Regions from separate parts of the Mus musculus genome. Here all the other regions are linked to region 2. Evidence: chromatin loops called from intact Hi-C (ENCODE). Cell type or tissue: heart. All regions are shown on one strand. Region 1 holds the start of Stau1 (staufen double-stranded RNA binding protein 1). Region 2 holds the start of Gm23201 (a small nucleolar RNA gene). Region 3 overlaps B4galt5 (UDP-Gal:betaGlcNAc beta 1,4-galactosyltransferase, polypeptide 5).

Region 1 (2,500 bases), 68 kb before region 2:
GAGCTACAGATGCGAACCAGGAAACCACGGTTTTCGAATCTTTGCATACTCCACCTCCAGAGCCTGACACACAAGAAGGCTCCAAAAAGGTCTGCTAAACCCAAGAGAAGCTTATGCCAGCAACTTTCTCATAAAAAGGAATGGCAATAAGGTTCTGGATGGTGGCAGGGAGACATGGGACAGGGTGCGGAGCCTAGGGGAGCCGGTGAAGTCCCTACAGCTGGTTTCACAGACATGATGATGGCTTTACATCCATACCCTGTCTGCTACAGTGTCCCCATTAAGCGCCCGCCCCTCTCTGGTGCCAAGCGAGCACAATGCTCAGGCACTGCCAGTGGGCACGCGGGATTCTTCTGCCTCGGAGAAAACCCTAGTGGAAAGGAAGGTCAACTTATGTTCCGTCTGCACCCTAAATTATACCTTCATATCATCTTAATAAATTATGCAAACGGCTTATTGGGACACGACGTGGGTCTGGCACACTGATAAGCACTTTACACGCCCCATTTCACTGCACAACTTCACAGCCTGAAGAGGCAGGGACCGGGTTGGGACAGGATTAATACTATTCCCCCTCCTTCTCCCCCTCATAACAGAGACACAAAGAATACGAAGTGACTGACGAAGGGGGCCGAGCCGGGAATTGGCACCTCATCCCGCGGCTCGGCACTGGCCGCGACACTGTGCATAGCACCGAAACCCGGGGGGCCTCCGGACCGACGCTGCCCCTGCCCGCCCGCGCCCCCCGCGTTAACTCCGGCACAGGGCCCACGAGCGGCGCGGAGGGCCCGCCTCCTCCGGGAAGGCCCCGCAGGCGGAGACGGGCCTGGGCCGCGGCTCGCGCGCCCGCAAGGCCTAGCCCACCCGCCGCCCACCTCCCGCTGACGCCGTGCCTGCGTGGGTCCTTCCGCGACCCGCTCCGACCCGGCCCGGACCGGCCGCCTTACCTGGCTGCTTCCCCAGAGCTCGTCCCGGGGCCGGCGGTCTTGGGCGGCGGCGAGGAGGTGAAGAAGCAAGTGAAGACGGCGAGGAAAAAGGGACCGACCAGAGGAGGGAAGAGGCGGAGTGGCGGAGGCGAAGGCGGGCGCCGCCAGGCCGGGGCTCAGAAGAAGGGGGAGCGCACACAGACGCGACGACAGCCAGCGCAAACGCTGAAGAGCGGCTCGGGGCCCGCAGCCTGGCAGGAAGTGACGGGGGAGGGGCCGCGCCCGCCCCCGGCCCCCGCCCGCCTCCATGCCGGCCCCACCCCCTACACACCGCGGCAGGAACCACAAGTCCCAGCGGGCGCCGCGTCCCGCATGCGCTCTCTAGGCACGCAAGGCCCACAAGGGCCGGGCACGGCTGCGCTGGGTCCGAGGCATGTTGGGAGTTGTAGTTTCCCAGGAGCTCGGTCTCGGCAGGGAATACAGGCCTCGCTTCCTTTCTTTTCTAGGCTTTCTGTTCCCTTCCTACAGTCACCCCTTTTTCCCTACGCTAACTTTTGTTAACCTGCTGCTGCGTGCAAGACCGAAAGCTGAGAATACAGTGAGAATGCACAAGTCCCTGCCCTTATGGAGTTTACTGGGGAAGTCAGAGTAAATGAAGTCTGAGCCGAAAACAGACAAGCACAAGTGCTGTCTGGTTCCTTTCCCGCAGCTCTAAACTGAGTGTGGTTCTGTGGACAAGAGGCTGGTGTGGGCTTGTTTAGTGTAGTCCTGGGGATTGAAGCAAACTTCTACCGCTCAGCTCCATCTTCACTAGTCTTATAGCTTGGGTTTTCTTGCCTTGGTGTTTTGAGTTCAGGCATCCACGGAGTCCAGTGCTGGCGTTGCCTGCCTGGTGTAGGAGTTTCAGGCAGTTGTGAGGTAGATCCTCTTCAAGTGTTCTTAACTGTTAGCCACCTATCTCTCCAGCCCTATAGCAACCCTTTTATGTAGCAACCCTTTTATGTAGCGGGGGAGACAGGTCTTTAGAATTAGATGGGGTCCTTACCGGAGGTTGTGGGAGCTGAGTCGCTGGCATCCTCTGGGCTTTTTTTTTTTTTAAGATTTATTTATTATTATTTGTAAGTACATTGTGAAGAGGGCATCAGATCTCATTATGGATGGTTGTGAGCCACCATGTGGTTGCTGGGAATTGAACTCAGGACCTTTAGAAGAGCAGTCAGTGCTCTTAACCGCTGAGCCATCTCTGTAGCCCCCCTCTGGGCTTATTTTAAGTGGTGCCTGTGGTTGATGCACCTAGGTAAACATCATAGCTAGATACCCAAGACTCCGGGTTCCATCCCTACCCCAAAAGGGGAAAAAAAAAAAAACCTAGCCAGTTGGTGGTGTCTGGAAACACAAACAAACAAACAAATAAATAAATAAAAATAGCATGCCTAACAGCCCAGTCTCCTTGCCAAGGCACTGTGGCTGACTTTGCATGAATTCATGATGACGTCTGCTGTAGCTAAAAAGACCCTCCTCTGACTTGCAGAGACACTGGGGGGCGCCTTTATCTGAATTAAGTCTTCTTAGTT
Region 2 (2,500 bases):
CTAGACACTGGCTGGACAACCATTAGCTAGCTGGGGCCGGGCGGCTCGGGGACTACATTTCCCAGGACGCCAAGCGGTCGCGCCCGGAAGCGACGCGCCATGGGCACAGTGCGCAGGCGCACGCGCCGCCAAGGTCTATATAAGGAAGGTTCGCCGCCGCTCTCGTCCTTTCGTTCCGGCGGCTCCTAGAGCGTTTGCTTTGTTCCCGATATGTCTCGTCCCTCCGGGGTTAACTTGCAGATGGTGAGTTGAGTCCACACAGCACAAGTTTTTTTTTTGTTAACCTCTTATCAAGTTTAGTCGCTGTAACCGCTCCTAGTCTCCAAGTGTTGCTTATGGAGCGCGATCCCCAGGTTGACCTTCGAAGACGTGATTCAAGTGGAAAAGACGCCTTCTGCTTTGGCCTGGGAAGCTTTTTGCTGGTGTAAATGATGAACTCACTTTTTTCCCCGTCATATCGACAGTGCTGATGTTTTAAAACATTTGCCAGTTTGTCCTGATAAACACCAGCCTTCGAGGACCCTGGTCTTCTTTGTTCCTGGTCGAGGATATAGGTGGTGATGGACGCTTTTGTTTTGTAGGTTGACCTGACCAAGCAGGACAGCATGGAGGTTGGAGGGAGAGAAGGGCATCGAGGGAGATGAGAACTCACCTACCATCTGAAAGTCTTAAGGTATGCATTCGTCTAGTGGCCTAAAGTGGCAATCACGTGCTTTGAAGAGCCTTTAAGTGGGCAGTGATAGGGAATTTGATGCAAGAGTTACTGCTGAGGTTCGTTGTTTTAAAAGCCCCGAGGATTGAGCCTTATTATCAAAGTATACTAAAGTCTTTTAATTGTGTATCTGTACATACTGACACAGGAGATGCAGAGCCCTGTTGTTATTTAAAGTGTCCTGGTAGAACTGCCTGAGAAAAGGACTGATTAAGAAAATGGTCCCATTGAGATTAGTCTGTAACACATTTTCTTGGCTGTTGATATGGGAGCATTCAGCAGTTTGTGGGTGCAGTGTCTGAGCCGGGTTGAGATTTCTTTTGTATATGCGTGGTATTTAGAAAGGCAATGAAACATGTCTGCTAAAGTATTTGCAGGCTAGTGCTTTTCAAGATGTGACAATGGCTATCCTCCATTACTGTATTCTGATATCCACCCTGACCCACTCAGATAAAAATGTGAATATGCCCTAAATCAAGTAGGCCCGAGAAATGGCTTAGCAGTTAAGAGCACTGATGGCTCTTTCGAGGGGTCCTGAGTTAAATTTCTAGCAACCACATGGTGGCTCACAACCATCTATAATGGGGTCTGGTGCCCTCTTATGGTGTCTCTGAAGAGAACAATGGTGGTGTACTCGTGCATAAAATATATGAATAAATCTTACTCTTAAAAAAAGTAGGCCCGGGCTGGAGAGATGGCTCAGTGGGTAAGAGCACCCGACTGCTCTTCCGAAGGTCCAGAGTTCAAATCCCAGCAACCACATGGTGGCTCACAACCATCCTTAACGAGATCTGACTCCCTCTTCTGGAGTGTCTGAGGACAGCTACAGTGTACTTACATATAATAATAAATAAATAAATCTTTAAAAAAAAAAAAAAAAAGTAGGCCCAGGCAAGTTGACTTAAATTGAGGCAAGCCTAGAGACTGAAGGGTGCTATGTCTGAACAATTGTCATATCATTTGCAAGTGGACAGTGCCAGTCAGAGTTGTATATGTGAGACAGTTGCATTTAGGGTTTGGTGCTGGAGTCATGGGCGCCTCAGGTCATACGTGAGGCCTCCTGGTACATAATGTTGAAACTTTCCAAGGCGATTGTGATTATCTCAGCAAGTCCCATTCCTTTAGCTAATAATTGGAGACACTGGTATTACAGCTGTCTCCTGTAAAGGAGATGTAGTCCTAAGTAGCTGTCTACCTAGCCCTTGGGATCAGGCTCAGCAGCCTCCCACAGACAGGCATGTGTGATGACACAACTTTTTTCCCCATCAGATCGACCATGTTGATCACATTCTTTTAAGCCAGTATGTCTGACATGCCTGCCTGACAGTACCCACTGCTGCTGTGCCCTTGGCGCTCAGGTAGTTGACAGGTTATTTCTGCATTTTATCTCAGGTTTGCTGACAGACAAAACCGGGCTTTGAATGGAGCGTGAACTCCTGAGGCGAGCATTGGTGAGTGGTTTCCACGTGTCCCTCTTCCAGTGTATACTTTGTTTCTGACATAAACTTGGCTGGTGAACTGATGATATCATTTCTTTCCCCGTCAGATCGACCCTGTTGATCTCAAATACTAATTGCCAGTTTTGTCTGATGCATCAGCCCCAGGAATAATTCATTGTTGGCTTTAATCTATTTCACTTGATAATGGCTTCGATTTATTTTCTACAGGCCCGAGAGAGCCGAGGATGCAGGTGTTGGTCTGATCTTGATTTCAGGTGAGGTTCTTTTACTGTTTTAACCTGTTTCTAGGGATGTTATAACAAGTGTGGAGAGTAACGGGTGTTTGATT
Region 3 (2,500 bases), 280 kb after region 2:
TTGTCTCGGTGGTCTACAAAATACTAAGTAAAGTCAGAGGTGGGTCCTGGGACCTGGACAATGACTCTGACTTCCCGGGTAGCTCTGGATGGGATGACTGGAGGCCTCCTCTCTGCTCACACCCACCCTGCTGGCTTCTGATTAGCCCTTATCTACCCAGCTTCAGGGAACTCCTGATTTTCCCCGACAGACCACAGCAGCCCTCCCGTTACGGTCACAAAAACCCAAGCAAAGGGACCAGGCGAGTCAGCAGTGTCCTAGTGAGTTGGTGGTGTCTTGGTGAGTCCATAGTGTCTTGGCGATTGTGGCTTTGGGTTGTCACTCTCTCAAAGAACTCTAGAAGACATGGCAAAGGGGCTCTCCTTCCTGGCTGTCATGATCTCAGCTCTATGGACCTTAAAGTCTGGGAGGAGGAGCACCTGTTCTCACGGCCAAAGACCAGCTCAACCCCAAACCTCAGGCCTCTCCTTGACAGCAAGAACTCTCCAGAGGACAGAAAACCTAGTCGGAGCCCTGACAGCAGCGGTACTTTTCTTTCTGCAAGTCAGCCTGCCCTCTATACACGTTCCTCAGAGGAAGGGAGGGAGGGCACTATTCAAAGACATGTCTAGAACTTGAGAGGTGAAGGAAGAAAGACCAGAATTCTGTTCAGTTCATGCTTGACCACACGGAGAGTTTGAGGCTAGCCTGGGCTACATGAGACCATGTCTCAACAGAACAACATTTGTGAACCTGAGACAGAAAAGAACACTGAAGGGGAAAGAAAGTGTCTTAGCAGGAGGTTTTTCATTTCCCAAAGCAATCAGATTCCCCAATCTGTATTTCCTCCAGAAAATTCATATAGTAAGGACATGGAGACATTCAGAAGGCATTTTTAAGGCAGAAACAACAAAGGGTTTTCCTGCCGTGACGTATGTAAGGGAATCTGAACAGTCCAGTATTTATCAGAAAAACATCTATTTGGTTATGTAGCAAGTGTACTTTCTCTATAATCTTCAGTCCAGTACTTCTTTAGAATATTAACAAACTACTAGCACTCCATATACTAAATCATTCATTATCTTGATTGAGATATAATTGTCTTTTAACACACAGGACTCGCCCATAGACTCAAAGGGCACTGGCAGAACAATTCAAAGTTCAAAGCCTGTTTAGGCTACAGAGTGAGTGAAATCCTGCCTTGATTTCACAGTTGTTTTTAAAGATTTGTTGATTCTATGTATGAGTGCTCTGTCTGCATGTACACTTGCATGCCAGAAGGGGGCATAGGATCCCATTACAGATGGCTGTGAGCCACCATGTGGTTGTTGGGAATTGAACTCAGGACCTCTGGAAGAGAAGCCAGGGCTCTTAACCACTGAACCATCTCTCCAGCCCTTGACACCTTTCCTCCCCACCCCCTTTCAAATTACATTTCCATACACACACACACACACACACACACACACACACACACACAAATAAGGGAAACCAAATGACTTCCTCAAAGTTATCTGGTCAAATCAGGAGGGATCTGAACAACAGGCTCTTTCTTGTCTTTCACTCGCCACAAATCAGCCCTTCCTTGGGACTAAGTGCACCAAACCGGGAAAACCATCCCCACTTCCTTTCTTCAGCAGTGAAAGAAGCAGAGAAAAAAACCCGGCCGAAAGGGCAACAGCAGAACTCCAAATAGTAAACTTTCAGTAGAGAGCTCACTGTTAGCCTTAACCACAGGCAGCACCACTCTCAGAGATCCTGTTGTAAGATCAGCAGAGGTCTGCAGCCGCTCTCTACATAGCTTGTCAAATGAAGGGCCATAAAATTATTAGGATGTTTTCCCACCAGCACCTGCGTCTACTATTGGTCTATTCTCCTTTAAGAGACCTGGTCAGGCTGGAAGCGCTCTGAGGTCTGAAATTCCTCTAGTCAGAGGGTCATAAATAAGATCAAAGTTTTCTCTAGAAAGGAAGAGGGCATGCCAATGCCGGCAGGTCAGTGATAAGAAACAAACATTCCTCAGGCTGTGGAGAAGGAAGGACTTCAAGGAAAGGTAGCTCAGCAAGACTTCTCCCCTTCCCCTTCTTTTTCAACCCTCACCTCCGCCCCCAACAGGAATTGCAGCCAGGACCTCACTCATGCTAGATGATAACTTAATGCTGAAATTTGTGAGCAGATGTCTGTCTGGGTGTATGCGTGTGCCACACATGTGGAGGTACCTGACACTACCAGAAGAGGGCTTGCATTCCTCTAGCACAGTGGTTCTCAATCTTCCCAATGCTGCGACCTTTTAATACAGTTCTTCATGCTGTGGTGACCCCAACCATGAAATTATTTTTTGTTGCTACTAGTTCTGGGACTAGCCTGTCCTACATAGAGAACCTGTCTCAAAAAAAAAATTTAATTAAAAATTTAATGTGTATGGGTGTTTTGCATGCATGCTTGTCTGTGCACCATGCAAGTGCATACCTAGTGCAGAGGCCAGAGGAGGGCAATGGGTCTCCTGGAATCAAAGTTACAG

Evidence for each region. Peaks named below come from ENCODE experiments on the same cell type or tissue, not always from the same donor. Only the 100,000 strongest peaks of a DNase experiment are listed, where the experiment ranks them.
Region 1: it touches region 2 in a loop (2.4-fold over the local background); 1 of 42 quality-filtered maps calls a loop at or near these places.
Region 3: it touches region 2 in a loop (2.7-fold over the local background); 1 of 42 quality-filtered maps calls a loop at or near these places.

What each region holds. Positions count from the first base shown.
Region 1 is chr2:166,995,087-166,997,586 of GRCm38, forward strand. It overlaps Stau1 (staufen double-stranded RNA binding protein 1), which reads right to left and starts at 1,213. Exons shown (of 12, transcript NM_001109906.2): 1 at 948-1,213. In heart, no CTCF peak of the experiment used is centred here; DNase peaks (open chromatin) are centred at 295 and 1,285; H3K4me3 peaks cover 1,964 bases; H3K27ac peaks cover 1,937 bases.
Region 2 is chr2:167,063,055-167,065,554 of GRCm38, forward strand. Zfas1 (zinc finger, NFX1-type containing 1, antisense RNA 1) reads left to right here. Exons shown (of 5, transcript NR_138563.1): 1 at 1-243; 2 at 582-673; 3 at 2,105-2,163; 4 at 2,380-2,426. It overlaps Gm23201 (a small nucleolar RNA gene), which reads left to right and starts at 1,944; the gene lies at 1,944-2,032. Snord12 (small nucleolar RNA, C/D box 12) reads left to right here and starts at 2,239; the gene lies at 2,239-2,304. It overlaps LOC115486178 (a small nucleolar RNA gene), which reads left to right and starts at 419; the gene lies at 419-511. In heart, CTCF peaks have their summits at 91, 1,330 (motif pointing left) and 1,533 (motif pointing left); DNase peaks (open chromatin) are centred at 67 and 2,204; H3K4me3 peaks cover 2,500 bases; H3K27ac peaks cover 2,336 bases.
Region 3 is chr2:167,343,785-167,346,284 of GRCm38, forward strand. The region is part of intron 1 of B4galt5 (UDP-Gal:betaGlcNAc beta 1,4-galactosyltransferase, polypeptide 5); the gene reads right to left. Among named protein-coding and RNA genes, the nearest start is that of B4galt5, 4.1 kb to the right of the region's middle. In heart, a CTCF peak has its summit at 1,245 (motif pointing right); no DNase peak of the experiment used is centred here; H3K4me3 peaks cover 348 bases; H3K27ac peaks cover 1,785 bases.